2 separate regions of the Homo sapiens genome follow, and region 2 is linked to region 1. A link is a loop called in an ENCODE intact Hi-C map of the cell type or tissue named here. Cell type or tissue: Caco-2. All regions are shown on one strand. Links, peaks and the distances in the headings refer to the core of each region. The heading gives the core; the rest is flanking DNA. Region 1 holds the start of LOC105370108 (a long non-coding RNA gene). Region 2 overlaps FGF9 (fibroblast growth factor 9).

What was found. Hi-C counts contacts between places; a loop is a spot of excess contacts. Peaks named below come from ENCODE experiments on the same cell type or tissue, not always from the same donor. Only the 100,000 strongest peaks of a DNase experiment are listed, where the experiment ranks them.
Region 2: a loop joins it to region 1, with 1.9 times the contacts of the local background. A loop is called at or near these places in 11 of 110 quality-filtered maps.

Annotation. Positions count from the first base shown.
Region 1 is chr13:22,054,841-22,070,128 of GRCh38, forward strand. LOC105370108 (a long non-coding RNA gene) reads left to right here and starts at 6,854. Exons shown (of 4, transcript XR_001749777.2): 1 at 6,854-9,390; 2 at 10,201-10,277. RefSeq lists enhancers at 6,128-6,678, 6,908-6,957, 7,248-7,407, 8,890-9,390 and a silencer at 6,470-6,764. In Caco-2, for the core only: no CTCF peak of the experiment used is centred there; a DNase peak (open chromatin) is centred at 6,611.
Region 2 is chr13:21,673,740-21,689,027 of GRCh38, forward strand. It overlaps FGF9 (fibroblast growth factor 9), which reads left to right. Exons shown (of 3, transcript NM_002010.3): 2 at 7,303-7,406. Among named protein-coding and RNA genes, the nearest start is that of FGF9, 10 kb to the left of the region's middle. RefSeq lists silencers at 1-147, 168-297, 1,708-1,757 and an enhancer at 13,283-13,402. In Caco-2, for the core only: a CTCF peak has its summit at 3,137 (motif pointing right); DNase peaks (open chromatin) are centred at 429 and 3,142; H3K4me3 peaks cover 2,192 bases; H3K27me3 peaks cover 170 bases.

The DNA.
Region 1 (15,288 bases), core at 3,214-11,213:
AAAACCCTATTCAGGCATTTTGGCCAGATTCAAATAGGTCAGAGGCCCAGAAAGAGTAATTAACTTGCAGAAACTTTTTCTCAACTGAGGGGACCACATAACCTATTATCCCTTAATAAGGCCGTTTCCTCAGTGAATCATGGGAGCTTGGACAGGCTGAGGAAAAACCAAAGGGACATTTTCACTAAAGCATCATATGATCTTCCCTAATGTCTTACTACCCCAGAAATTGTGTCATCCTCTTAAAAGGGACCAAGTTAAGGCTTGATGTGCCTTTTATGCACAGTGAATATTGTTTGGCTTCAATCTTGATGAACTAGCTGTGCAAAATATATTTCGTTTCCTTGTTTTGAGTCATGTTTGATGTGGTTCCCTATCATAATTTGTATGATGATGAACAAATCACTGTGATAAAGATGGAAAATACTCCCACCTGGGAAAAATTCAGTAGAGACAAATGAGGTGAATCAAACATCCTCAAAGACTCCCCCAGGTGCTCTGGAAAGAGACTTTTGACATTTGTGCCATTGGTCATTCATGTCAAACGGGGAATAGAAGCATTATGAAAGAGGAGAACCAGGAAGAATGTCAGGAATGCTGCACTGTGCTTGGAAGGGAGACAGAGGAATCAGTGGATAGATCCCTTCATCCAACAGTCTGCTCATGTTCACAGAGTCCCTGCTCTAGCCAGTCGCTAGGCTGGTCCTAGGGACGGAGGGGCAGATAATAGTGATGTGGAGCTTTCTGTCCTGCATGGGGTCACATTAAACATATGGCGAATGGGTCTTCCTTTGCTTTGCCAAAGTGCGTTCACAGTATGCTCCTGCACATAGACCAAGTTGGGTTGAATACATATTACTTCCTCAGGAAATAGCTCCCTGAGGAGGTTATTTGTATTCATGATCTGGAGAAAGATTGAAATTACTCAGGCAAAAACAGGGTGGTGGACAAGAGGGTGGAAGGATTTCTAGGCAAAGGAAACAACATCTATGCATCTACAATGGCCCTGAGATTGGACAAAAAAAAAAAAAAAAAAAAACATGGCAGAGGTGGCAAGAGGCCAATAGGTTGGATCACAGTGATTGAAGAGAAGATGAGGGGTAGGGCTGGGGCCAGAGAGGCACAGACCCTTGTGGCCCTGGAAAGGATTTTGAAGCTGGATTGGACACAGAAGGGTTTGAGCATGGGAATTCCATAATAAGATGGTCATATTAAAAAGATCATGGAAAAATTATTGTGGACAGGATGAGAGTGTTTGCAAGAAGACAAACCAGAGCCCCAAATGGTCATGTTTTAGCCAGAGATGCCATTGACTTAGATGACTGTGTTGACCATGGGGGTGGAGAGAAATGGGCGCATGCAAGGGATATTTAAGAAGCAGAATTGATAGGACTTGGCCATTGATTGGATGCAGGGATGAGAGCTTTTGTTGGATGGCAGAAGTATGTGTCTTTGGGGAGACAAAGGGGAGATGAAAGGCCAACCGTGTTGTAGTAGTAGCCACAACGGACATCTATTATTTTCTATGTCTTCCGTATAGTGTTTAGTTGTTTATGTGCAATAACTTATAAAACCATTCTGTAGTTCATTACTTCTAAGAAAACTTCCTCCTAATCTAGGTCAGTGTCATTTATGTCTGTTCTACTTCTAAAGAAGAGGAAGAAGTGACTTTTTCAAGGCCGATGTGTAAGTGTCCACTGCATAGAAGCCCTGGACTACTGCCATGGATACAAACCCAGGACAGATAGGGCTGCACCATTGCTTTTAGGAAGTCTGTCCTTCAGTAGGAAAGATAGAACCCACAGACCTGCACACAGTGAGGGGACCACTTAAATGCAACACAATGCCAGTGACAATAAGCTTTGCAGACTTAGTGCCTACGTGCAAGGAGGAGGCATAGGCTTCCCTGTGAGAAGTGAAGAGTGAGAAAGACTTTCTGGAGGGGTGGGATGTAAGCTTGTCCCCCATCAGATAAACTTTTAATTTCACAATAGTTTTAGGCTTACAGAAAGGTTGTAAAGATAGTGCAGAGAGTTCCCATATGCCACAGAAGTCCCTTACAGTTAACCATTTGCATTACTGGGGTACATTTGTCACCAAGTCATTTTTATCAACTCAAGTCCCTTCTTTATTGGACTGCATTAGTTTTTCCATAATGTCCTTTTTCCATTCCAGAATCCCATCCAGGAGACCACGTTAACATTTAGTCATCACGTTGCTTTAGGCTCCTCTGGGCTGTGATAGTTTCTCAAACTCTCCCTGCTTTTTTTTTTTTTTTCCGGCATAGTCTTGCTCTGTCGCCCAGGCTGGAGTGCAGTGGCATGATCTTGGCTCACTGCAAGCTCCGCCTCCTGGATTCACACCATTCTCCTGTCTCAGCCTCCCAAGTAGCTGGGACTACAGGTGCCTGCCACCACACCTGGCTAATTTTTTGTATTTTTTAGTAGAGACGGTGTTTCCCCGTGTTAGCCAGGATGGTCTCGATCTCCTGACCTTGTGATCCACCCGCCTCAGCCTCCCAAAGTGCTAGGATTACAGGCACTCCCCCTGCTTTTGATGGCCTTGACAGTTTCGAAGAGTGCTGGTTATGTGCATTGCAGAATGTCTCTCAGTTTGGATTTGTCTGAGGTTTTTCTCGTGATAGAACTGGTATGATGGGGTTTTGGAAGACCACAGAGTTGAAATGCCCCTCTCAGCACATATCAAGGGTCCATACTATCAACATGTTTTATCATTGTTGATACTGACCTTGATCACCTGGTTGAGGTAGTTTGTCAGGTTTCTCCACTGTTAAGTAACTCTAATTTCCCCGTTTTCTTTTCTGTATTCTTTAGAAGGAAGTCACTCTGCCCAGCTCACACTTAAGGGATGGGGTGTGATGCTCCACCTCCCTGAGGACAGACTATTTACATAAATTATTTGGAATTTTTCTGCACGGAAGATTCTGCTTTTCTCTCATTTATTTATTTGTTAATTCAATCATTTATTTATATCAGTATGGGCTCATGGATATATATGCTATACTTTTAGTTATGTTTCAATGCTACATCATTTATTTGGTTGCTCAAATTTTTCCAGCTTTGGACCTGGGAGCCCACTCAATGGACTCCTGCTCCCTGTGACATACGCACTCATCACTGTGTGTGTTTCTCGGCACTTCCTTACTTACAGGTACTAAGAGATGCTCCAGGCCCTTCTTGCATATTTCCTGTTCCAGCCTTAGAATCAGCCATATTTCCAAGGAGCTGCAGTTTCTTTTATTAGAGAATGGTGTGAGGAACCAAGATCTGGGCATTGAATGTGTAAGCTGGGTTTTAAAGGACAGTGGACAATAGAAAGGAACAGGAATGGCATTTGGAGTAGAAAGCTTGGCATAAGCAAGTATCCTGAGAATGAAGAAAATGAATTCTATGTGGGGAAGAGCATATACCTAGATGGAAGCATTTACACTGGTGAAATAAATCTTTCAGGCTTTAGGTCCAGACTGAAGTGTAATATTATCCCATCCCCCAACCCATTTATTCATCACCTTTCTTCACAATAGCTTCACCTTTTACCCATTAGCTAATGCAAAAGTCCTGGGAGCTATTCTTTACTTCACTCTCCCTTTCCACTCATATGCAATCAGTGAAAAATATTTCTTGATTCTGCCTCCCAATAATTTTTAAACCTGTCTTCCACTGTCCAGAGCCACATCTCCTGGCCAGGTACCTTCAATGGTGGGTAAACCAGTTCCAACATCCCTGGCAGCGTCTTCTCCCTGCAGCAGCCTTGCCACCTCTGGTGGTATTCTCTACCATGATCAAGGCCATTGGGCTTCCCATTGAGTTTAAGGTGAAGCCTTCTGAGGCTGATGGGCTGGGTGTGATCTTTTCCTCACCAACCTGTCTACCTGACTCTCTGTTTTTGTAACCTGAGATCCCACAGCAAGATCTTCCATCACTCCTCAATCAAGCATTGCAGTGGGACCTTTGGAGGATGTGGCCTTTGTCCAGATGCTTTTGCCTTATCTGGCCTGGCTACCTGGTATGACTAACTTCTTTCCATTTTTGTTTTGCTGTCACTGCCTTGGGAAGACTTGTTTGCTCCATGGTCAAGTATGATCCTCAATACAGATTCTCACACCATACTAGGAGAAAATGGGCCCATATTTTCAATTTGTTGATTCTATTTAAAATTTATTCAGTAAATACTTGCTCAGCATTTAACTGTATACTAAGAGGGTGTTCAAGGCGCTAGGCATAGAGCAATGAAATGACAGAGTAAGAACCCCCTCCTCTTGGAGCTTATAGTCCGATGAGGAAGGCAGAAAACGTGTTGAGCATTCATCTGAAAATCCAAAATCTCAAAGGCTCCAAAATCAAGCTTTTTGAGTGCCAGTGTCGCAGGTAGAAAACTCCACACAGAATTACTTAACACAAACTTTGTTTTACACACAAAATATTAAACATATTTTAATATGAAGATATATATGAAACAAATGAACTTTGTGTTTAGACTTAAGTTCCTTTCCCAAAATGTCTCATTTATGTGTATGCAAATATTCCTAAATCTGAAATCGCAAGCGCTTCTGGTCCGAGGCAGTTTGGATAAGGGATACGCAACATGTAGCAAATACATAAATATGATATTTAGTATATCTGGAGCTGATAAATACTGTGGAGGAAAAAGGCAGGGGAGGCCAACAGGTGTGCATGGAGTTGGGGGAGTCTTACATTTACGTGGGTTGATCAGAGAAAGCTTCATTCAGAAGGTCGATGCATAAGCAAAGACTTGAAGGAGGGGAAGGAAGAACCCATGCAGGTAGGAGGGGAAGAGCATTCCAGGCAGAGGCCTGAGGGAGAGGTCGTGCCTGATGAGCTCCAGAACAGCCAAGAAATTTGAGTTTGATATGCCTGTGAAGCACAGAGGTCTAGATATCCAGTAGACAATTTATGCATGACCTTGAGTTTAGGGTTGGAAACTTCAGGCTGGAAATTGGGAGTTGTCACCTACAGATGGCATCTGAAGACAGGAGACTAGAGGAAGTCTCAGGAGGCTAAATGTTCAGTGGCTGAGCTCTGGGACACCTGAGTTCTTTAGACTCAGAAGATGATAGTGGACCAGCAAAGGCACTGAAGAATAGCTCGGAGGAAAACCAGGTAGGTCTGGTGTCCTGGAAACCACAGGAAGAATGAGGAAGTGACCCACTACTATTAATTAGTACCATCATGTACATGGGCACATGTATTTACAATGTGCCCATCACTGTTCTGAGTCTTGTATGTATATTAACTCGTTACATCCTCATAATCCCTATGAGGTATTTTGTTTTATTATCTCTGCTTTGCAAATGGGAAGTCAGGCCCAGAGGTAAATAAACTTGTCCAGTCACATAGCTCACAAGCACTGGAGCTGGGGTTTGAATCTGGACCATCTAGTCTCAGGGTCATTGGTCTTCAGCACCACATCATGTGTGCCCAAACACTGCAGGTGCAGGTGGAAAAGCTCAGCGCTGAGACGAAGCACTGTGGATATCTTCGGTGAGCTTAAAAGAGAAGCTTGGAGTGAGTCCTGGAGGAGATAGAATGATTAGGGGCAGTCGATGAGGCACGGGAGGAGAGATGGTGAAGATAGCAGCCAGAGACAACTCTCATGAATAGCTTGGCTGTGAAGGGGAGTGAGAAACGTTAGGAAGACTACAGGGAGATGTGCAATCAAAGAGGAATTTTAGGAAGAATGTTAGAAATTATGGTATGTTTGTAGATGGGTGGGACTGAAAGGGTAAAAAGGAAAAGAATAATGACCTAGGAGGAGAGAAGGTGAACCTTGCATTTGTAACTGTGATCTAGAGAAGAGAGAATGTGAACCCTGCATTTGTAACTGAAAAATTATTTGCTGAGCTGCTTAATGTCAGTGATCTCTGCCAAAGTATAAACTGCTAGGGTTGGGGGATTTTAGATTTCCAGGTGCTGCTGTGGCTCCATGTGCTCCACGTCCTTGCCTGGTGAATGGGGGAAGGAATCATGCCACTGATGAAGGTCAAAGCAGGGCTCCTGGTGCCCTGAACCTCCATACCTTCCTGCCCCACCGCTGCCTGCAGACCCAGCTTTCTGCTCGCAGCCTGGGCATGCCTTCTGCCTGTATCCTCCCATGAAGGCCAACTCCAAACCCACCAGGCATTGCTGAGGAGTAAGTGGGAGGGAGAAGTCACATGGCACAGGATGCCGTGAAACTGCCCCAGAGCCCTTGGAAGTCTCCCCGGACAGCCACTTCACGCCTTTCCCTGGTTCCCAAACCTCAGTCCTGCCAGCTGCCTGGGCTCTACCTCTATGCCACTGCTCCACAGGCTGCTTGGCTCTATTCTCACTGCCCTTTGTTTCCCAGCCTTGGGTCAGGGACAGACCTCCATCCATTTCATGGGAAGACTCCCTAAGGCCCAGAACTTCTCCATCTCAGAGGGATGAATGGTGGTCAGCAGAGATGCTTTCAGGAGTGAGGGATCAGAGGCTCTGGGAAATGCCTCACCATTTCACAGAAGCCCTTTTCCTTCTGCCAACCCCCCAGGGGCATTTATAAAATTCCAGAGTGAGATTGAGAAGCTGAACTAACTCACCTGCAGGGCTGGGTCTCCCCCACCAGGCAGCCACAATAGCCTGCAAGGCATCTGCTGAGTGTGGGAGAAATGCTGCTTTTCAACGTAGGTATGAGGGCAGAACTCATGCGTGTTTGTCAAAAAGGCCTCCCACAGTTTTTGAGGCATCACACATACACCTACTCACACTCCCCCATGGAGGCATGCTCTCCTCTCTCACACACGCACATGCACGCAGGGACTCACACATATCACTCATCATGCCTCTCTCCCCTCCCCACACCGAGCTACCCTGCCGGCAGCACAGAGTGAACAGCGCCGTGCACCCATCTGGGCCTGACCTGCCTACATTGTTAGCCTAAAATACTTGTGAGTATATATACAGCATGGTAAGGAACTAATTTTTGAAGCCAGTGTGGGGGCTCCAGGGCACTCCGCCATTTCCTCTTTTCCCTAAAGCTGTTAAACTAAATTATAGGGCTGGGAGAATGAGAGGCCAGCTGTGCTTCAGCTGCAGGCCCCAGTTGTTGTGACAAAGTGAAAAGTGTGGGTACCAACAGATCATTAACTGTGCAGCCAAAAATAGGCTGATGATTGGATCTCACGCTCTGCTCTGAGGAGACCGTGGACCCAACTCTGGCAGGTGCTGGTTCTAGCCCAGGATGGCACTGACTCTCACAGCCAAAGGGGCATTGACAATTGCCCCTAACACACCACCTCACGTTCTTCTTACTTCATTACATAAGGGCAAGTTTTATTTTTTTATAAACTGTTCTTAAAATTGACAGGGGTTTTTGTCTCTGTTTTGGTTTTGTTTTTAAAATTTCCCCACAATTTCCTGTTGCCTTGCCTCTTTGGCTGAGTTCGACTTTCCTGTTGACTATAATTACTGCGAGTCTGGTGAAGAGTTGAAAAATCTAAGTTGACATTAAAGGTGCATTACACTTGAATAAACCCAGAGACAGAATATCACACGTTGGTTTGGAGTTGCCCCTGTGTTTTGTCTAGATTAACAAATTTAGACGGCTTTTGATTTGCATAGCATTAATAACTGCTGGGGCAATCTCTGGAACTTGTAAACACTGCTCATAAATAGTCGCTAAAGTGTGAGGTTGAATAAACATTACCTCGATGGTTTGTGAAGGACTGGCCAGCATGAAACCAAATTGTGCTTTGAAATAAGACCTTTGTCATTGGGAAGGAGTGGAGAGAAAACAGGACTGGGACACTAAACAGTAGCTACTTCAATTTCTTGACTGCTTAGCAATCCACAAGTGACCAGAAACGGTTGACATCATCTGTGGTGCCTCAGTTTCTCTCTCATTATTTGTAAACTGGCAATCATAGTCTAGAAGACTGATGTTTTATGCAGTCACTTATTCATTCCATGTTGGAAGAAGAACTGAGAATATTTTTTTGGCTGCAGCCTTGTCACGTGAACGTACAAATTTTGACCTTGAAGAATCCATAGACACCTTCCAGTTCTGCGTCATTTTACACAGGGGGCATCCCAGGCCCAGGGAGCTGCATGGAGCTGGTTAGGCTCTCTGCTGCAGACCAAGCAGAGGCATCATTTCTCAAGGCTTCTGTCATCTGTGGCTATCAGCTTTGCTATCATGACTCACATTTGCAACCTGGCCTATTTTCCGGGCAAATGTGGACTGGCCTGGACTTGGCAGAGGCTCGTAGAGGAGATGTTTGCAAATGAAGATGCATAAAAAGTTTAAAGCTTAATGGAAATTCAAAATTTAAACTTACTTAGGAGAAAGGGTTTTAATCATACAACTTAGAATATTCTTCTTTCCACGCTTTCTGAGATGTTGCTAAGTAAAGGAAAGCTAATAGCCAGAGAAGATGTAGGGAAGTGTTCCTGACCAGGCACTGGGGGCCCTGTCTTGTTCCTAACTAACTGTACTGGTCATGATAATGTTTGCTGAGCATTTACTATGTGCTAGGATTTTAGGTAATGTGGTTAACCATACAGTATCTCATTTAGACCTCACAAGGAATCTTTGAGGTAAGTGCTGTTATTGTCACTATTTTATATTTTTAAAAAGTTCAAAGGAGGCTAACATTCGCCCAAGGCCACATGACTGGTAGTGCAACCAGGATTTTAACCCTGAGATTCTGGCAACCCGTGCTGCCTGTGCTTATCTCTGTTTTGATTCTGTCACTGAGATGCCGGGCCTTTCAAGGTACCGTGCAGATGCTTGGGCTGCCCAGCGCTGGTGATTTCTTGTTGGGGAACACTCCGATGATTAACTGAATGTCTTCGCTTCTTGTTCGTGTGAAGCACACATGTGTTTGGGCACCGCGTGTGGAGGCTGTGGAAGGCTCCCAGATGAGGGCACGTGGCACTCAGGGTTTGCCCACTTACCATTTGAGCCATCGACAGGCACGAGGATGGGAAGTTGGGCCTCGGTGAAACGCCCTGGCTGGAAATGCCTGGTCTGCTAAGCGGGGAATACTCTGGGTTGAAGCACTTGTTTTGATGACGTGTTTCACTGGTTGCATCATCATTTAAATAATGACCAGTCTCAGGGCTTATTTCTCAACAGAATTCTAGTTTTCAGGTCTGTAACGATGGGCAGATTTTCCATGACACGACTAAAGTCCAACGCCAGTGCCACTTCTCCCATGATGCTTCCCGTTCTCTCTTGTGCCCACCGAGGCCCTGTGGCTTTTCCTTGAAACTTCCCCGTGGCCCTCATCGCGTGCCTCATCTTGTGTCACAGTTATCTGCGCAGCAGAGAAAAAGGAGCACAGACCTCACAGACAGACAGATTGGGCTCAACATGCACCTGGGCCTTGAGGAGGTTAGTGTATCTCCTGGAGCTAACTTACTATTTTGTTATTTTCATTTCATAGATAATGGAAGTGAAATATTCCTTGGAAGGTTGGTATGAAGAATTAACTATAAAGTAGATTAGGCCATAGTGTGACGTCCAACATGGAGGAGGATTCCACAAGTGGTAGCTAGTATTATTGTACTTATTAATGAGTATATTTAGGCATATCAATTAGATTTACTTGACAGGTTGCATACTTGAGAGTAGAGACCACTTGTCTAACATTATGTTATCTTCATCAGTCCTACATATTTTAGGCACTTGAAAAATGTCTCTAAAATTAAAAAATGAATACATCTATATGGGTATACATATGTGTGTATACATATATTTTTAAAAGTTCGTATATGTGTATATACATACAAATATGCATATGTGTAAATTTAAAAATGTGTGTATATGTCTGTATATATATATGTGTGTCTATATATATAAAATATGCACTAGTGCTAGAACCAAATACATATGCGTGTGTATATATTTGATACATTGCTCTGTGGAATTTAAATTTCACCTGCTCTTTTTATCATTTCCTAATCTCCCACCAGTTAATTATTTGAGGACTAATATTACTTTAGGTTTTGTGGTTTTGTTGGTGGTGGCAGATGATCTTTATGTAAATTAAGAGAAAACCAGGGCTGTGGTTGGAGTCCGGCACACTCCCGTGGTGCCAGCGTTGTAGCCCAAGTGTAAGCATGCCTCCACTCACACCAATGTACCTCGACATCGGTTATTTATGACTCACTCCCCAGCCACTTATTTGTTCCTATGTCACAGAATCTGCCTGTGCAGGGAGGCTCACATGCTGACCGCGAGCAGACGGAACAATCCTCGTTTGTTCATGGAGAAACAAGGTGGGCAATTGACCTGACCATGTGCCCCCTGGGGAAGGAGCCAGGGTGAGGGTGGGAGTGGAAGGCCTGGACCAGGAAATGTCTGACACCTTCCCACTTCAGGACACTTGGGCATGCACCTAATTTTTTTTGTTGTGCCTTTTGTTCTGGCGAGGCTTTAGCTGTAGGGGAGATTATATAGACAGCGCTAGTACCAAACATTTATTTAAAGTGAAATAGCACCAGCTGCCATTTCTATGTCAGTGAAATAGATTCTTTGGAGGCCCTTCCCCTCCTGAGTCTGACAAGGCAGACAAAGATAACAGCCTGCCAGGACTCCATCCCCTGTGCAAGGCGTCACTATTAAATCCCAGGAATGTGCTTCCAACTCCTCCTCTCTCTGCTGCTTGCCTTTGTTTTTTGAAATGAGCAGGATCTTGGGTGGGCAAGGGAACTTACTGGGGGATCGCTTAGCACTCCCTTTCTCAAAGCCCTGGGATATTTTAATTCTTAGCCTTGGTGCCCAGCACTTAAAGCACATGAAAAGTAAAGCTTTAGATTGAAGTTGAAAGAAAATACCAGAAATGGCATTTGGAAGCCATGAAATATGGCACTCGACAGATGAGACAGGCAATACTACAGTATTAGCTGTAGATTTCACGAGCAAATTTCAGGGTTGCATGGGCCATTAAAAGCAAAACAAAAACCATAATTGCTCCTAATCTCTATTCATTCTGCATGTGCAAATCCTGTTCAAAGGGAGATTTTGAGGAGGAAGATCAAGAGAAAAATAAGCATGAATCTTTGGACAGTGTCAGATGTGATCCTCCTTTGAAGACTTGTGAAGAATAGGGCTGGGTCCTGAGGTGTGAGCGCTCCTGAGCGGCTCATCTGAGGTGACAGTGCTTTAAAAGACCTGGCTTCCTGGCATTGCCCTTGTCAGCCTCATCTACATCCACAATCCCCTTTTGTGTAGGTGAAATACTTCTGCTGGGTTTTGGCTCAGAAGCTGAGCAAGATGATCTTGCCTACAGATGTGCTTTCACTTAACTTTCCTTAAAAAAAACAACCAACTCTGCTTAAATTACAGCAAAATTAGTTGTGCACCTAAGGGGTTACAGGTTGGGAGTGGAAACAAGAGGGAAGAGAATGGCCAATTTAATCTGGTTGTAGACCCAGGAAAAGTATCCTCCTAATAATTTATAATTCTTGTCCTCTCTTCCCCTGAGAATAAAGGTTCTTACCAGTTCTCAGTTGCCTTACTCATGCTAATACTATTTTTAAGATAGTAGACAATTGTATGCAATAATTTTGATCTTTAATCAAGCTAGATAATAAAAAGCAGTAGTAAAGTGGCAATATATTGAGGCTAAAAAAAAAACCAGTAGCTGTAGTCTGTGTAGACTAAAATGTGAAGTATTCCTACTATTGATATACTCAGACTTTGTGATCCCATTTAAGAATATTTTGAATAATCTATGGCGATTGAACCTTTTTTTAGTATTACATATGCCTTGAACAAGGTCTGGTATGTTATAATTTGCACCAGCATTAGTTTAGGCAAACACTATGCAACAAAATGATTATAATCCATTAAAACCGTATTTGTTTCCACATTCACAGAAAATTAACTTGAGTTACTGTATTGATGGGGTGAGTGGGATGCTTGAGAAAGTCCTCCTCACCTCCATTTTTTCTTTCTCCTTCTCTGCCTCCACGTGCCCTACATTTTTTTCCAAACAAAGCTCATTCATTTTCAGTGACTTAATTTTTCTTAATTTATATCACTGAAAGAGGAACAAGTGCACAGTTTCGTTACACGGATATATCGCATAGTTGTGAAGTCTGGGTTTTTAGTGTAGCCATCACCCTAATAGTGTACATTGTACCCATTAAGTAATTTTTCTTTCCTCACCCCCTCCCACTCTTCCAAGTTTCCAATGTCTATCATTCCACCCTCTACTTTCATGGGTACACATTGTTTAGCTCCCACGTACAGGTGCGAACATGTGGTATTTGACTTTCTGTTTCTGAGTTGTTTCACTGAAGATAATGGCGTCCAGTTCGATCCATGTTGTAGTAAAAGACATGATTTCATTCCTTTTCATGACCAAATAGTATTCGATTGTGTATATGTGTAACATTTTCTTTATTCAGTCTTCCATTGATGGATACTTAGGTTGATTCCGTATCTTTGCTATTGTGAATAGCGCTGTGATAAACATATGAGAGCGAGTATTTTCTTCTTCTTCTTTTTTTATTTTTTCAGAGACAGAGTCTCGCTCTGTTGCCCAGACTGGAGTGCAGTGTCAAAATCATAGCTCACTCATAGTAACGTCAAACTACTGGACTCAAGTGATCTTCCTGACTCAGCTTCCCAAGTAGCTAGAATTACAGGAGCGTGCCACCAAGCCCAACTAATTTTTATTTTTATTTTTGTAGAGATGAGGTCTTGCTTGAGTTCCTTTCTCTCAGTAGGTTTAAATCAATTGTTTTGATTTAAAACAACAACAGATTGGACCTTAATGTTTGGTCTCAAAGTAAATGAAAGGTTTGAATGAAGAATATTTCCATGTGTCTTTCTGTCCTTAAAATCAAAAGTTGTGAACAGGCTGGGTGAGGTGGCTCATGTCTGTAGTCCCACCTCTTTGGAAGGCCAAGGCAGGCAGATCACTTGAGCCCAGGAGTTCAAGACCAGCCTGGGCAACAAAACAAAACTCCATCTCTACAACAATGAAAAAATTAACCAGGCATGGTGGCATGTGCCTGTAGTCCCAGCTACTTGTGAGGCTGAGACTGGAGGATCGTTGAGCCCAAGAGGCAGAGGTTGCAGTGAACTGTGATTGTGCCACTGTACAACAGTGCCAGCCTGGGCAACAGAGTGAGACCCTGTCTTTAAAAAAAAATGAAAACAAAAACAAAAAAAAACAAATAAAAAGTTATAAACAAAGAGGAGGAACCTTTTCTGGTCTGATTGCTGTTGAAAGGAAACAGCTTTCTTTTAATTTGACTGAGGATCAGGTAGGCCTGAGCCTGTTTGCATGGGTGCTCAGATTCAGTGTGAAGCCTTAGTGAGTGTCTTTCTCTTTCTGATGGGTAAGTTCGAGGCAGACACTTCACTCCTGGCTTCTATCCTAACCTCCAGCTCAAAACCCTTTGCATCTTACCCTCTGTAATGGATAGGCCAGCCAGGGATTCTGACTTCTGTACATTCTGCCACTTTGATCAGCTAAACTTTAAAGGGTGATTTCTTCAAAAGATGTTGAAAGCTGCCTTAAGTTGAGTGACTTCATAGCAAAGACTAAGCTGCTATTTCTTACCAAATTTCCTCTTCAAGGAGCATATGCAACTCTTCAAAACTTTTCCTTATTCAAATTGTCACACCAAACCAGAAGATCACCCCATTACAAAAACAGAGCCCATCGCAATTACCATCTCCTTTATAAAATGAAAAATTATGCTCAGACTATTTCTCCATGAGAAATTACAATTCCTGTGCAACAGATTGCGACTTAAGCCATTACATTGGTTCTTTATGAAGTCTGCGCAGAAAGGAATTGGAACCCCTTAGAAACCCCATCAAGAGTAGCTCAGGTCTTCCATATCCTTTTTTTTAGCTCTGGAATAACCTGGCTTTTTCTTGGTGATTTTGTGATAAATAATGGGAATATTTGCAAAATATGTTGTGATAAACAACAAAAGCTTGGCTTTGCTGTAAATAATTGCTTAAAGAAATACGAGTTTAGGTAGAACTAATTTAAGATAAAATAAATAATAAGAAAACATAGGCCAATATTTATGTAATCCCTTTATGGGAAAAGACTTTCTAAAATAATAAGCAAAGAAAGGAGCCACAAAAGAGAAAACTAGCAGATTTGCTTGCATAATAAGACTTTTAAAATCTTTATATATCTTTATGCATTTAAAACTACATTGATAAAGTCAAAACAATAAAAAAAGGAAAAGGATTTTCACCAAACCTAAGGGTGTGGGGTTACTCTCAATGAAAGATGAAGAATTCGTGCAAATCAGTAATTGAGTGCACAGTCAGTAAGACTATACAAATAATGAGAGGAAATTGAAATGTCTGATAAACAACAACAAAAAATTCAGCTGTGTTGTTAGTAATCCCAAAAGTTTAAAACTTTAAAGAACTCACCTAATATCAAAGAATTGTATGAAATGCTAATTACTGGCAAGAATTTAGTAATTGGGCATTTCTATATATTGCTAGTAGAATAAACCGATATGCCCTATTAGAAAAATAATTTAGCAGGCCAGGTGCGGTGGCTCACGCCTGTAATCCCAGCACTTTGGGAGGCCAGGGTGGTTGGATCATGAGGTCAAGAGATCCGGGCCATCTTGGCCAACATGGTGAAACCCCATCTCTACTAAAAATACAAAAATTAGCTGGGTGTGGTGGCGCATGCCTGTAGTCCCAGCTACTCAGGAGGCTGAGGCAGGAGAATCACTTGAACCCAGGAGGCGGAGACTGTAGTGCGCCCAGATTGTGCCACTGCACTCTGGCTTGGAGACAGAGACTCTGTCTTGATAAAAAAAAAAAAAAAAAACAAATAATTTAGCATTATGCATTAGAACCTTACCAAACAGTTTCAAGCATTAAGTCATTCATTGCAATGTTTTTTTTTTGCCTGCAGAAAACTAGAAATAATCAATTGATCAAGAAAATTTATAATTATGTAGTTATCAAAGGATACTCACTGACAATTTTAGCAATAAAAGAAAATACTCATGTTAATTTTAAAAAGAATACAAAATTATATATCCAGTATGCCTAGATGTGTAAAATTCTATTTTAATTCAAAATTGCATAGAGATATACCAAAATGTGGTGATTGTTTCTGGATTTTATTCTTTATACTTCTTACAATTCCACTATTGTGAAGTACTTAAAGTACTATTTCTAGTAGTTTCCATTAGCATTCCCAAGCTATTTTTACATGTCAGTCTCAATTGTCTCATTTTCATCATGGGAATTAGTGTGTGGTATATAAAATTAGTCTATATATTA
Region 2 (15,288 bases), core at 1-8,000, 380 kb before region 1:
CCGCAGGGTGTCGGGGCCGCGCCGACCGAAGCGAGCGGCGTGGGCGGCCGGCCTAGGTGTGCCAGGCGGCCGGAGCTCCAGCCCTCCCGCGCTCGCGGTCGGCAGGTGCCCGCTCGGCCGCCCGGGCCCCGCGGCGCACTTAGCGGCTGCCCGGCCGGCTCCGCGCGGTCCTAAACGCGCTCGCGTTCCGGCTCCCTTTCCGCCTGGCTCGGGTGCGCCCTTCAGTGCTGCGGGGACCACGGGGGCCGGGGGGCGGCAGGCAGGGGCTGACACACTTCTGGCCGCGTTTAGGGAATCCGGTTTTTCATTTTGGCCCAAGTTGAGCCCCTTCGCTTTCTCTTTGTGTGTGAGAGTGGGTCTGGCGGGGCTGACAGCCGCCGCCCTGGGCTGCACGGTGGTTTGCGGTGTGGGAACGGCTGGAGGCGCGCGCAGCGGCAGGAGAGTTGGTGGCGGGGACAGAGGACGGGCTGGAGGTCGGACCCCTGAGCTCCCCTGTCCCATTCCGTGTCCTTCTTCTGAAGCACGCAGCCGGGTTTTGGAGACTCGAAGGGCTCCGTGGTGCCCGGGAGGTGGGTCGGGGGCCCCTGGCCGGAGCCGCAGGGAAAGGAGTGGGGGTGGGGGGGACAAAGGGCCGCGGAGGCGGGCGGAGGGGGCGGCGTGCTATTGTTAACCGCTTTCCGAGAGCAGAGCTCGCGAGCTCGCCGATCGCGATCTGGCTTTCCCGCGCCCCCGCCTCCGCTCCGGCTTCACAACCGGGGGAGCCCGGGGTGTGCGCGGGAGCGCGGCGGGGGCGCACGGCTGCAGGGGCGCCGCGGCGGGCCCGAGCCGGTTTTATTGTGTGGATCAGCCGAGCCTGTCTTTGAGAGACCCTATTAGAACTCCGGTGCAGCACGACTGGGCCCTGGTGTGCAGAGATTATGGGATATTCTAGTTGGCGCTTCTTCACGCACCCCTTCCCTCCATGAGCATTTTTTTTTTTTGATGCAGTCACCTTTAGGATAGGACGTTTGCCACATGCAGTCGAGTCATTAGAAATCCCGTAACTCTGCCACTGGAGAGAGCGCGGATGCAAGGGCGGGGGCCACGCGGGAGGGGAGGGCAGGAGAGGCGCATTCTAGGGTGAGCGGATGAGGACAGCGGCGGGCTACAGTGGCTCAATAGAAACCGTTAAACAAAAAGCTAGACCCCTCACCCCTAGAGGTCAGAGAAAGGTGTTGTCAGGGAAGTGGCATCTCCACTCCTTAGACGCTCTCGGTACAGTGTTGCGGGGGATGTGGGGGCTGGGGGGGATGTGGGGGCTGGGGGGAGGGGCTAGGGGTAGTGTTGGATGGGAGGGGAGCGGAAGCCCCGGCCCAGGTTGGGGACTGGGGGCGCCGAGCCGCTAGCTAGCCCGTCGGCCTGGCGTCGGCCGAGGGGGAAGGGCGCTCTGGCGCTCCGCTGTGCCACTCACTCTGGCTGGGATGGAGTTGAGTGGGTGGCTGTGCGCAGTGGGGGTGGGGAAGCAGGGTGAGGCAGGAGGGTTATTTAAGTCTTTCATCCGGTTGCAGTGAGAAGCGGGCCCCCGGGGTGACAGCAGTGCCGCGGTCTCCCGCTGCTGCCGCTGCGGCAGGTCCCAATATTAGCAACCTCCGCAGAGCGGTGGTGCGTGTGCCGGGAGCCTCCTACCCTCGCCTTCCCAGCCCCGCCCGGAACGAGGCCGCGGCGGCGCTAGGACACCGCGGCTCGCGCGGGGAGGGCGGAGGGAGGGCACAGGCGCCGGGAGGGGGCGAGGGGGCTGCGGTGCCCCGGCTCTGGCACACCTGGCGCTCCCGCGCGCCGCCGCGGCCTCACCTTCGGCCCTCCTCCTCCTCCGGCAGCAGCCTCTCCTCCGCAGCCCGGCTCCCCTCTGGGGAGTTCGTCCTCACACTCAGTTTCTCTAGAAAAGAGTAACTGTAGGTGGGGGGTGCGGTGGGTTTACACCTTGATTAAAATAGAAGGTGCATTTTCTACCTGAAATCAAACAGCAGAAGGAAACGCGCTGGAAAAAGGATTTTTGCCGCCCCCATGCAGCCGCAGGTGACTGCAGCTGCTGGCAAGCTTGGCAGTGACACAGCAGCAGCAGTGCAGAGGACGTGGGGGTGGGGGAGTCTTACTGTTCCAGCAGGAGCTGCAGAGGTGACAACTTAGGTGGGACCTTGAAGGAGCCTTTTTTTTTTTTTTTCCCCCTCGGATTGGTGGTGTGGAGATAAGATTGAACAAGGAGAAAAGGAACTCGCAATTGTATCTCTGTGCAGTAGGCTGGGGGAGCGAGATGTCTTGTTTCATCTGTATATCTATATGCCTATATATAGAGCTCACTTTTAAAGCACTCCAGCCTTGCTAGATGGATAGAAATGTGAGCAGAAAATCATTTGGGGAAATAGTAATGTAAAATAATAAAAACATGAACGCTGGGCCTGATCTGCTATTTAACTTGTTTAGGAAACCTAAGTCTGTTCCCTTTTTGGCTGGGGTTAGGTAGCTCTGAAAGGCCGGTCTTCATCAGGACCTCAGATGAGCACCCAAACTGGGGCTTCCATTCAAATTGGGTCAGGTGAAGGTTTTACTAGAGGGGAGAAATATGATAGTATGATTTTTTTAAACAGGTGTTTAAAACTTATTTCCAGGGTTTTGAACTTTAATTCTGTTCTATGTATCTGACTCTTCAATGTCTCAGGAAAACACTGGGTGTTTAAGGAGATGGTTTTAGGATTGCTTCAGGTTCTGGAAAAATTAGTGGAGTTATAACTCCCATTCAGTTAGTCATTTCCTATATAAACTCTATGAGATGTGCTCAGGTTGCTACAGATCCGAACTTACCCCGGTGCAGGATCTGAGATGGTTGATCTGGCAGCCCTGGTTCGAGCTTCTCTGGGTGAGCAGGAAGCTCTGCAGGGAAGAGGCTTAATCATTAATTTTCTGCAGCCTCATGCCCTGCCCCTCTCGACAGTCTGCCTACATTTGTGTGGTCTGAAGAGTGCGGTTCTGTAATGCGTTGGGGGCTCTTAAGCCAGAGAACCATGTCATGAGGGCCAGAGTGGAGCAGCTCTGACTGCCTTCCTCTCCCACTGCCTTGCCTGGCCTTGGAGGTGAGGCCCAGCACAGATGGGCTCTAGGGGGCGGTGCCAGCTTTGGGATAATGGTCCATGTGAACAGAACTGGGGCAGCCCATCAGCTCTGGGGATAGTCACTAATAGTGAGTCTGGGGCAATGAGGAAGGTCCGGTGTGGTGATTTTCCTGAAATAGTCCAGGCATTGACCTGGTCTCTCATGGACCATGGATGATCTCACACCTCATCAAATCCAATGGGGTCCCAATGAGCATATCCTCATTTGGAACTGTTGACTGCTGTGGAAGAGAACAAAGAAATGACAGCAGTCATCGACCCTGTGCTTCCCATGTCACCCTATCACTACCCATTACTGTGGGCCGTCTGAGCTAAGGATGTCAAGGCTGTGTCTGCCCAAAATGAGCGACAGGCTGCCATGGTACACATGTGTGTGCCACAGTTCTAATTTTAGGCACAAACTCATCATTCCCTCCCTTCCTCCTCCCCTCTTCCTTCCTTCTTTTCTTTGCTCTTTCCTTCTTTCCCTTTCTCTCTCCTTGATCATTAAACATTCAGATGTCTCTGCACAGAAGGCTTCTCCTGGCTGTTATTGATCCAGCCCCCTCTGCTGCCCAGTCATGTGAGCAGATAACATGTGGAGTGGGTTGTACTCAGGGAGTGTAGTTGGAAGCACTTGCCTGGCACCAGCTCCACCCCAGAGAGAGCTGAATGGACCTGGTTGAGGTTATAGAATTTATTGTGGACAAGAGGGTACCAGGAATGATGAGGTTTCTGGTCTGGTTGGGGTGGGATCCTGTTGCGGGGTTGCTAGATCTTCCTGACCTTACAACAGTGGAATTCTTTGCATGGGGGAGAATGACTGTGACTCCTACGTTCAGTTGGTCTGCTTGTCCTTGCATCACTGAGGTGACCACATAAAAAGCTGGGCTGTTATTTTGACGTCTCTATTTTTAAGGAACTGCGGAGAAATGGGTGGTGGTTTGAGGTGATGAAATCTTTTCCACCTGGGGTCTGTAGGTAGTTCCTTCTCGCTTGGATAGCTTTTTGGAGACTTATCTCAGGTATTTATTTTCTTGGGAAGCCTCTGACTTGCCTTCAGAAACCCAGATGAGCTGCCCATCTTTGGACTGCCCATACCCTGAACAGCTCCCTCTCAACTGCATTTGCCACACTGTTGTTATATTTATCTGTTTACGTGTTCTTCTTCCCAACAGATGGTGAGCAAAAATTTGAGGGTAATAGGACCTAGGCTATATCCGGTTCATCTTTATATACTCAATAAATGGTATGGTGCTTGGCTTATAATAAACCCTCAATAATAGCTTCTTGAATGAAAAAGTGAACGAATATGAATTACAGCTGTCTTGTCAATGCCAGAAAAAGAAACGAGATAGATATCTTGATATCTTCATTTCTAAATTATATAGTAATACTTTCAGAACTCAGCTATATGAAAATGGTACAGAAATCACAGAAACATTAAAAAAGGTAAAACCAAATGTAAGATGTGCATAATAGTTAAGGAAATAGGTTTTGGAGTCCAGTTGCTTGGGGGCTAATTATTAACCTCCTTAAACCTCAATTTCCCCATTTGTACACTGGGGATTAGAATATTGTAATGCCTAGAGTTGTTCTGGGGATTAAATGAGAGACGGCCTCTCATTTGGCATAGACTAAATGCTCAAGAATTTTTACTATTACAATTATCATTGCTGCTGCTGTTATTTTTTTTTCTTGATGTTCTGCAGACCAGCCAGTGAAAAGGTTTTGTGAAATCACATGCACCTTATTCTTTGTTGGACCTGATGGGCAACACTGGCTAATATTCATTATTAGTCCTCAGCTACTCCGTGTGCAGGGAAAGCAGAAAGATCATCACATGCTCCCTTAGAAGCTGCAAATATTTTTTAGTTTTATGATTAAACCTTTCCTTATTGACCTGGTAAATTAAATCATTCAGACCTCAAAAGGGGCCAAATGTTTCCTGCATTTCATCTTACGACGAAAATTGAACATTAATTAACTCATTACATTAATTTCAGGGTATGTATGACCCACATTTTGGTGTGCTTTCAGGTTACTAAGAAGATATTCACATACATGTGACTGCTAATAATAATAAAATGCCACAATTTTAGTTATTTTGACTCAGAAGAATAGTACAATGAAATAAAATGCATCAAAAAGGGAGTGCATCTCATGAAAAATGAATCTCATGGAAATATTGCCTTATTTATATTCCCATTTGCTTTTGAAGTAGGGAAGGCTAGTAATAAACTGGCTTCTTTTGCATGTATTCTCCATCATAGAGTCATAGATTATCAGATTCAAAACACAATTTGTAATTTCACTTTTTTTGATATACTGTTTAACATCCTATTAAAATAATTACATTAAGCACAAGATAAATTTGTTACATTTTGTCCTTATAAAAGAATTAGGAATGCCCCTTTAGAAGAAATAGCTCTTCTTTTTTACATCACCTTGAAATAGTTTCCTCTTGAGTTAATCCTTTATTAGATTTATGCTGTTCATGTCTTCTTTTGATTGCAGTACCAGTGTATTTTGTGAGAGTTGCAGAATTAATTGTTGAAAAATTCATGTAAGTGCTTTTTTATTAGTCACATGAGACTGACTATAGCACATTGTTACCCTAAGTTTTTTTCTGAACTCTTAAATGTAAGTAAAATTTTTAATATTTGAAAGTATTTTTAAAACAAGAACTCAATATTTGATATGCATTAATGTAAGGTCTACATAAAATGTAGCACTTTAATTTACAATAAAAAGGAAAAAATGGCTGAGTACAAATAATATTAGCAGTGTCCAGACAGGCGCGGTAGCTCACGCCTGTAATCCCAGCACTTTGGGAAGCCGAGGCGGGTCGATCACGAGGTCAGGAGATTGAGACCATCCTGGCTAACACAGTGAAACCCCGTCTCTACTAAAAATACAAAAAAAAAAAAAAAAAAAAATTTAGCCCAGCGTGGTGGCTGTCCCAGCCTGAAGTCCCAGCTACTCAGGAGGCTGAGGCAGGAGAATGGTGTGAATCCGGGAGGCGGAGCTTGCAGTGAGCCAAGATCGCACCACTACACTCCAGCCTGGGCAACAGAGTAAGACTCCATCTCAAAAAAAAAAAAAAAAAAAAAATTAGCAGTGTCCTAAATATACTGTGGGCTAATCATCTTATAACCACACTGTAGTTACAGAAATTGAAACTGCTGTTGTGTGGCCATAAAATTCTGGATTTATGCCCAGCTTAGGTGTTATTCTTAGTGAGGTAAGCAAGGGGAAAGAAGGAAGTAAAATAAGATCATTGTGTCGATTTGATTTTGGAATACAGCATTCCATGCCTACTTTAAATCAAGAGCAGTATTTATCTCTTCAGAATATTATTATTTTAATTGCTTAACTATCTCTTTGAGGTTTAGATAAGTATAGCAAAAACCAATACTTTGTTTAAGCAAAAATAATTGGGATGTATGTGGGCAGTTTTAGTTTTCTAGATAGAGTTAAAAAAAGTTAACACAATAGAGAGCTGGATAATTTTCTGTATAAACCAATCAAGGCTTTAGTTAGCACTTCATTCTCTTATTTTGAGAGACTATTCTCTAAACAGAATACTTTTTTTTTTTTTTGCTACTTAAACAGGTATTTATTTCTCCCAGTTCTAAAGGCTGGGAAGTCCAAAAGCAAGATACTCACACACAGATACTTAACTTCATGTTTATAAAGTGGAAATAGGTTGTCTTTTCTAAAAAAGTATTCTGTTTAGCGAATGGTCTTATGTCTCTCAAAATAAGAGAATCACAGACAGATGCTTAACTTCATGTTTACAAAGTGGATGTAGGTTGTCTTTGTCTTAAATTCTACTCTTTGAAGTTAATTAGATTATGTACACACTGGTTTTTCTGTCCTATTACTTCTTAGCATATCTATGTAGATACTAACTTTTTAATTTTTAAAATGTTTTGTTTTTTGTGTAAGTCATGTTGGTAAGTATTTTTGTGTCATTATGATAAGATAGAATTTAGTTGAAAATCAATTCTTTTACACAGTGATTTTCAAAGAGAAGACACTTCTTTAACTAGCGTGGGGTTATCCAAGTGGGGAGCTGGGCTTAGTGTCCTCTCCAAAACCCCAGGGATGCTGGGACTCTAAGGACATGCTCTGTGATCTGATCTGTCCTCTGCCTTCTACCCTTTGTCTACAGGCATTCTGGAATTTATCAGTATAGCAGTGGGCCTGGTCAGCATTCGAGGCGTGGACAGTGGACTCTACCTCGGGATGAATGAGAAGGGGGAGCTGTATGGATCAGTAAGTACTGGAGGGACTTCATCCAGCTTTATCTCCATGTTTGATTTGAACAGCTGTCTTTTCTCTGGATTAAAAAGGGCCAGAAATGCAACTGAGTCTGTTTGGAAGGCGAGTGTAAGTTTTTACTTTTTGAGGAAAGCCATTTTATTTTTATTAATAGATAAACAGCTCTGCACCTTCACTAGACCAAAGTTGCTAAGAAAATGCTTTATTTATATGCCAAACCATCTTAATTATCAAGTAAATAAAAAAATTTACAAGTGTGAAAAATCCCATCTCTTTGTATTGAATGAGAGTTATTTTTGAAATGAATTGAAATGATCTCCTCCTAAGCTTTGCCAAGCATTGTAATTAAAACTAGAAATAGACCATGCAGTGAATCTAAACTCTCTCTGAGCTACATCCAAGATTTTCATTATGCAGAGAAGAAGGGAGATGGAAATTGTTGTCAGATATTTTTGTACGTGAATAAGAATATTACGATATTGTAATTATTTGCAAATGTTATGAATTTCTTTTTTTCCCACTCCACATCCCCACTAGGTTGTAAGGTCCTCATGGGAGACAGTGAAGAAGTATTTATTGTGCTCTGCCAGGTGCCAGACAGGCACTGTTATAGGTGCTGAGGTGTGAATGAGACAAAGTCTACTCTTCCACTCTGTGGCGGGGACTAACTTTCCATCATGGTATCACTTTACTCCTATTAATGCAGTACCTAAAACACAGTGTGTGGTACGCAGCAGGGACTTAATACATTTTTGCTGAATGTATAAGTATGAATAATATATACTAACTTGGGTTTTCAACTTTCAAACTTGTAATGAAATTAATCTGTAGCGTTTCTTTCTCTCTTTCTTTTCTTTTCTTTCTTTTTTTTTTTTTTGAGATAGGGTATTGCTGTTGCCCAGGCTAGAGTGCAGTGGTGTAATCATTGCTCACTGCAGCCTGGAACTCATGGGCTCAGAAGATCCTCCTGCCTCAGCCTCCTGTGTAGCTGGGACTATGGGTGTGCATCACCACACGTAGTTAACGAAAATTTTTTTTTTTTGTAGAGACAAGGTCACGCTATGTTGCTCAGGCTGGTCTTGAACTCCTGGCCTCAAGTGATCCTCTTGCCTTGGTCTCCCAAAGTAACTTATCGTTGCAATTACTGGTGGTCAAATGAGAATTTAATCCATGTTTTCTGAAATATGAGAACTTTAGTTTACAAAAAGTTGAAAATGAAAAGAAGCTTAGAATGAGGAAAGATTTGGAGTTCTCAATACACAGAAATGAAGGGCAAAACTTTTTCTAGATATAATTTTCTACCATTAGGCTTGTAAAAATATGTATATATAGATACACACATACATATATATAAAATGCTAAAATGTATTTGTAAGTATAGGATTGACTTTAGCTTTTTAAACACAGTGGATGGTTTAGGCAAAATTATTAACTCCCTACACAATTTTTGTGAATACCTTTAAGTGTGAAAAAAGATAAGATACAAGATAAAGGAAACTTACATTAAAAAAATAGAAAATGATCTTTTTTGTCACAACTTCAGTTTTTTTTTTTTTTTTTGCTTTTAGGTATGTAATGTGGGTTTGAGTGGGTCACAGTTGAACTCAATAAAATGCTTTTTTTGTGTGTGTAGAAGAGAAGTTCTGACTTTTAGTGTGTAGATGGAACTTTATCACAGTGGCCTCCAAATTTTTTGATCACGTATCCCCACCAAAAAAATTTTTTTTGAATATGCATCTCAACATATGCATTTCAAATAAATATACTTAATTTGAGTATGCATCTCAAATATTAAATTATTTTAAAATTGTTTATCTCAAAGTATAGTTTATATATGTTATTTTATAAGAGATACAGCAAAGTAAACAATTTTAAAGAATAGAATGAATGAGGAAACCTAAATAGGGCCCTACTATTTGTTCCCCACTCCAAGGATCACCTTGCACACCCCTCTGAATTTTTCCCAGTTGAGAGCTGACCAGTCTTTCAGATGAAATCACCAGCATGATTCAGACTCCTGTGGTTTATTGGTTGACAAGGAGAGCATGTCTAATTTTGTGTTCAGCAAAGCTGCTGGTAGGATTGTTGCCCAGGCTGTCTCATCTCTCCTTCTGGATGATTTAAATGGTTTCTTACTCATGCCTTCCTGCCTGGCACACCCCAGTTCCTAGCACAGTGCCTGGGGCAGCATGAGAGGGACATTGAGTGTAGACCCACGGAGTGCCAGTGACAATACTGTGGGACACGGCAGCCAGGTAGACAGCTGGAGAGCACCATCTTTCCCCTTTTCTGGGAAGCCCAGCTGTCTTCTTAGGTTTTCTGTGACTCCTGGCTGCCTCACCTTGGGCTTTTTGAGCACACACACAGTGCGTGGGCAGGAATAGACTTGTCACCACTGCCATACAGCTGCACATCTTGCCGACAGTCCAGTCATGGAGTCCCAGTCAGGCAAAGGGCAATGAAAGAAAGGGTAAAATGGCTCTTCTTCCGTGTGTGCTTGAGAAGCACACATCTTCTCTCGTGAAGAGTGCCCAGGCTTGGAAACTGCTCCAAGGAAGGGTGGCTGTGAGAGACACTTTTCCGTATTATGCTTTCCTTGCGGAAACGTCTTCAGCTGCTTCCTTGCCTTCCTAGTCTTCTGTCTCCAATCCATTCTCCACACTGATGGCAGAAGTACCTTCAAAACCCAGACAGGAGTGTCACTTGTGCACAGAGATCCCTTCAAATTCTTGCTTTTGAAGGATACAGCCCACGTTCTTTAATGTGGCACCCAATGCTTAGGATGAACCGCTGCCTGGATCTGCTTTGCCAGGAGCACCCTGTGTGCCTCTTTGCCTATGCAACTCGAGTCTGTCTATTTGCTGTTTTCCAAACACATCATGCAGTCTGATTTATACTTGTGGCCAAGTGAATTTCTCTCTCAGATGCCTTTCTCTTGCCTTCTCCACCTGAAGAAGCAGGACTCTTTATTTAAATTCAATGGAAATATTACTTCTTCTGCAAAACCTTCATTACACCCCCAGTTCTAATCCTATTTATTCTAGTTAGCATTTCTTATGTTTTCCTTTGGGCCCTAGGAATACTTTGTTCCCATTATTACATAAGTCACAGTACAGTTTACAGTGTGGTCAATTGTATTTCTCTGTTCCCTAATGTATCTAAAGGGCATGGACCACATTCTTTTTTTTTTTGGTTTCCTAACACACAGCTATGGCTCTTGTACATAGTAGGTGCTCGATGAACGCTCATTGGGTTGAACTGATTTAAAAATTATGATTATTTTTGTCCCGCATTGGATGCATAGATGTGGCCTCACAGTATCTCGCTTGTATGGCTGCTGTGTACTTAGGTCTCCAGTTGAAGGAGGAATCACCATCTTCCATTTCTATGCATAATTGGCCTGTGTGTGCCTGTGTTGTCTCTGGTGTGTGTGGCCTGAGGGGGAATGAGGCTGAAGCTGGAGGAAAGATAATGTAGTGTCAAGGGCATGGTTAACTCTCATTCTGTATCTGCTACGAAGTAGGCACCAGGCCCTCTTTCTCCTCTTCTGTAAGATGAAGAGCTCGAGTTAGACATCTGGAATGTTTCTTCCCAGTCTGGATGGATCCCAAGAATTCTGTAGTTTGAATTTCTCAGCCTTCTTTCTCAAGTCTTCTCTGTGTGACCCATGATGTTCTCTGTGCACACAAAATGTTTGTGCAGTGAGACCTTTTTGTCTCTTTTGTAAGGAGCTGGGAGGGAGGCTCCTGGGCAGCAGGTTATTTCCCTTTGGTCTGTTCCTCCAGCAGGTGAGGGGGAAGGTGAGAGTGAAAGTCTTGTTCCTCAGGGGCTGGAATCTCATATTTCCCACTGGGTTTGTGGTTATCATGCCTCGTGTGGCAGTGAGAATGAGGAGTGACTAAAATATCTCATTTTCATTGTGATGAGATTGAGAGAAGGAAAGAAACGGGCAATGGTTGTGTTACTAAATACACTAACATTTGGAGCCTCCAGGAATCTTTATCTGTGTGAAGTTGCATGAAGCTCAGTAAACTAAATTGGAGATTTTTTTTTTCTAAACGGTTAGAAACTGATCTCATTACGAAAGAAGGTAAATAGGAGATTTGGGGAAATCACTTTCGTAAAGTAAATGTGTAAATGTGAAATTCATTTAAAGCGTATTTTCCTATTTTGGGATTAATTTTCTCTTTTCATCTATGTAGTTTTTGTTTGCTTGTTTTTGTCTTCAGGTTTACCTTGAGAGTAGATCTAAAAGGTCAGAGGTAAATGGGTTAATACTTCTTCAGAAAAATATACAGGATTCTGATATCCTATTAGAATGTGGAAATAAGAAAAACTATATTGCTAATGAGTATAACGATTTGATTAGAAGGAGAATATGAATAATTTTAACTTGGGGATGGTGTTTGATTATTGTATTCACGTGATAATTTGTCCATGTATCCGTTCATTCATTTGCTTATTTATTTCCTATTTATAGCTTTGACTCATCCAGCACTGTGATGAGTGCAAAGCAATGAAACAGATAGCTATACTTGTAAATAATTCAGGGCAGTGTGAAATTTCCCATAGTAGAGGAATGGACAGATGTTTTGGCATCCCAGAGGAGTGTTTAAATAACTGCTTGGGGAGGTTGAGCGGTAGCATTTAAAATGGGTCTTGAGGGATAAATAGGAGCCTCAGAAAAGGAAGGGCAGGCAGGTTAGGTCACGTGACCCTTCAAATGTCACAATTAAAATACGCTGCCAGGTTGAAATTTCGAGAGGATGTTAGATTACACACTTGGCCAGGGGATTAGAGTATTCATTAACATTGGTCACTTTTGTTCTTATCAGAAAGTTTAGAGGCATGGCTCTGATAATTACTTTTAGAGTCTTAATCTAAACTGTTTGAGTATTATAAAAATACTTAAAGAAGTTTTTTGATGGAGTCTTACTCTGTCACCCAGGCTGGAGTATAGTGGCATGATCTCAGCTCACTGCATCCTCCTGCCTCAGCCTCCCGAGTAGCGGGGATTACAGTGCGTGCCACCAAGCCTGGCTAATTTTTGTGTTTTTAGTAGAGATGGGGTTTCACCATGTTGACCGGGCTGATCTTGAATTCCTGACATCAAGTGATCTGCCAGCCTCACCCTTCCAAAGTGTTGGGATTACAGGCGTGAGCCCCCATGCTTGGCTTTCAAGATACTTTAAAACATCAAGAATAATTGACCATAATAAATGCCTCCTTAAAAAAGAATGCCATGAAAAAATTAATCTCCTTCAAGAAGCTTGCATTTAACAAAAGGAATTGACCTTTTCTTTAAAAAACGTAGCTGGTACAGGTACTAACATTGTAAGGATGTTGGAACATACAGCATGGAGTCTGCAAAAGTGACACTGGAGGATGGCGCAGAGATGGGGGAGGTGCTAACATTTCTCGTTTGTATCCCTTTGTAGCACTTACATTATTTTGCCCAGAATTGTAATTCCTGCTGGTCTCTTTGTTAGATGAAATTTTTTGGAGTCAGAGTCTTTGGCTTTATAATTTTTCTATTTCTTGAAGACCAGGCAGGGCAATTTATGTGCAGTTGGCACATGGTAAATGTTTGTTGACCCAATTATTCACTCCGTCATGAACACGCACATGCAGTGTCTACTGTACATGAGCATCGAATAGTGATAGCACTGATACAGGGTTGTGAACTTGTAGAGTCAGGGTGTTTCCACAGGAATTAGTCAGCTACTGAAACTGAAAATGAGAGAGGTTAAGTGACTTGCTCAAAGGCCCAAAACTTGTAGATGCAGAGTGAGGACCAGCCTCATGCTGACTGCCTCAGACCAGTACTTTGCAGCCGTTCCTAGCCTCATCCTGACAGGTGCTTCTTAAAACAGGTGTTTACTAGTAGGTTTGGTTATGTTTCCAAGGACACAACAGGGCCCTGGTTTATATGGCTCCATGTAATCAGTAACCAAGGTATGATGGGTTTCAACTCTGTTTCCAAAGCACAGAAAGTTTCCTTTAGTAAATACCTCATTTGGGGCAGTTTTTTCTGCTGGGCAGACACACATGAGTCAAAGAAGTTTCTTGCATGGTGTTCCATATTGTGGGGCAGGTGGCAGGAGCCCTGTAGGTCCCTCTGTCCCAGAATTGAGAGACATATCCACCTCTTTAAAAGGAGACAATGAAGTACCTCAGATCCTTAAAATCCTATATCGACTTAGGTTATTTTTATTATGTTATTTGAATATGTGCACACATTAAACTAGATAACTAGATATAAATTCCTTATACTTCTTTGACAACTATAATTCAAAACATTTATATGCCAAAATTCAAGTTAAACGGCAAGATCAGTAAAATGCACACTGACACAGTGGATTTCATATGAAGGAAGATGCTCCCTGACTGAGACGAAGATGCTGCCTCACTGTAAATCCAGCCTTGGCGCTTGGTGCAGCTTCCTGTGAGCTCAGGGTGCCTGTTCTGCAGAGCACCTCAGGATGACTTGTTCCCCTGCCCCACTTCTTCCTATGTGAGTTCCTGGGACAACAAATGATCTCATCTGATCTTCACTTATCTCAGACACACCACCGATGTACTCAGTGTGCCTTTTCTTTTTCCTGTTGGTCCTGATGGTGAAAGTATTGTAGCACTGTGTACCACTGACAATAATTTTAAACCCCAGTCCATTCTTGGGGGACAGTTATGTGGTTGTGGGATGGTCATCTGTGGGCTCCTGGATACCCTTAAAACAATTCTAGTACTTTTTCATTGACCTGGAAAGGCAAAGTAAAGACATTCTTGGAGGGAACTTGTGGCCCCGCAGATTATGCCCTTTGCCTTCTAGGTATCTGCGGTGCCAGTGTGGGAGAACACTGCATAGGCACGAAGCTCTGGGCAGGGTCAGAGTTGGGGACGGAGGCCAACCCATGCAGTTCATCAGAGACCCCCTTGTCTCCGTCAGGTGCTCTGCAGGAGCAATTTGGAGCCACTTTTGAACAAGGAGAATGACCTTATGTGTTCGTGGAACAGGATACCACACCACATGGCAAGGACCACTCAGCTTCTGATTTGTCACTGTAGTGGTTCAGTTCCGATTGCTTTGATGGGAGACGTTCAGACACGTCCTGTACAAAGAATGCAGTTCACACAAAGGAGATGAATAGGTTCATTTCCTTAGTAACCTACCTGATAACAGGCATGCCCTGGAGATGGGTGGTTTTCAACGGATATTTTGAGTAATTGAGCATTGCCTTATGCTGTGTTTCATATGTGCGTGACCAATTTTCAAAGAATTGAATAATAATTCTTAGACGATATGGAGGGCAGCTTCTGCTGTATGACTGAGTCCATACATCGTCCTGGTTTTAGAGACGAGGAGGTGAGATTTTAGTGGCTTAGTGACTTGTTGAAGGTCACATAGATGATGACAAGTCAGGATTTGAATGTAGGTAAATTAGTAAATCTTGTCTGATACATATGCATGTTAAGAGTGGCCATCCATTTTTGTAAATAAAAATATATTTACTAGAATTAATCACATGAATATTTTTAACTGGAATTAACCATATAGTGGGGCAAGGTTTTAATATTTCTTACACAGATGTGATTTTGGAGGATTTTTTTTTTTTTTTTCCAGTAGCCTAGTTTTAACTTAGTGGTTCATTTGTTTCCTTAGCATCTATACTGCTGGCCATTAGTTAGTGGACAATCGTCTTTTAAAATAATGTATCTATTTGATTTTAGTTACAGTGTTGAGCATGGTAGCTACATTTACTAATTGTCTAAGGCATACTTAAAACATCCCAAGCTAGTATAGAACACAGGTCTGGAGATTTTCCAGGTTTGGGAAAGGATTATTTTAAATTATTAGTTGCTCAGCAGAGACATTTCC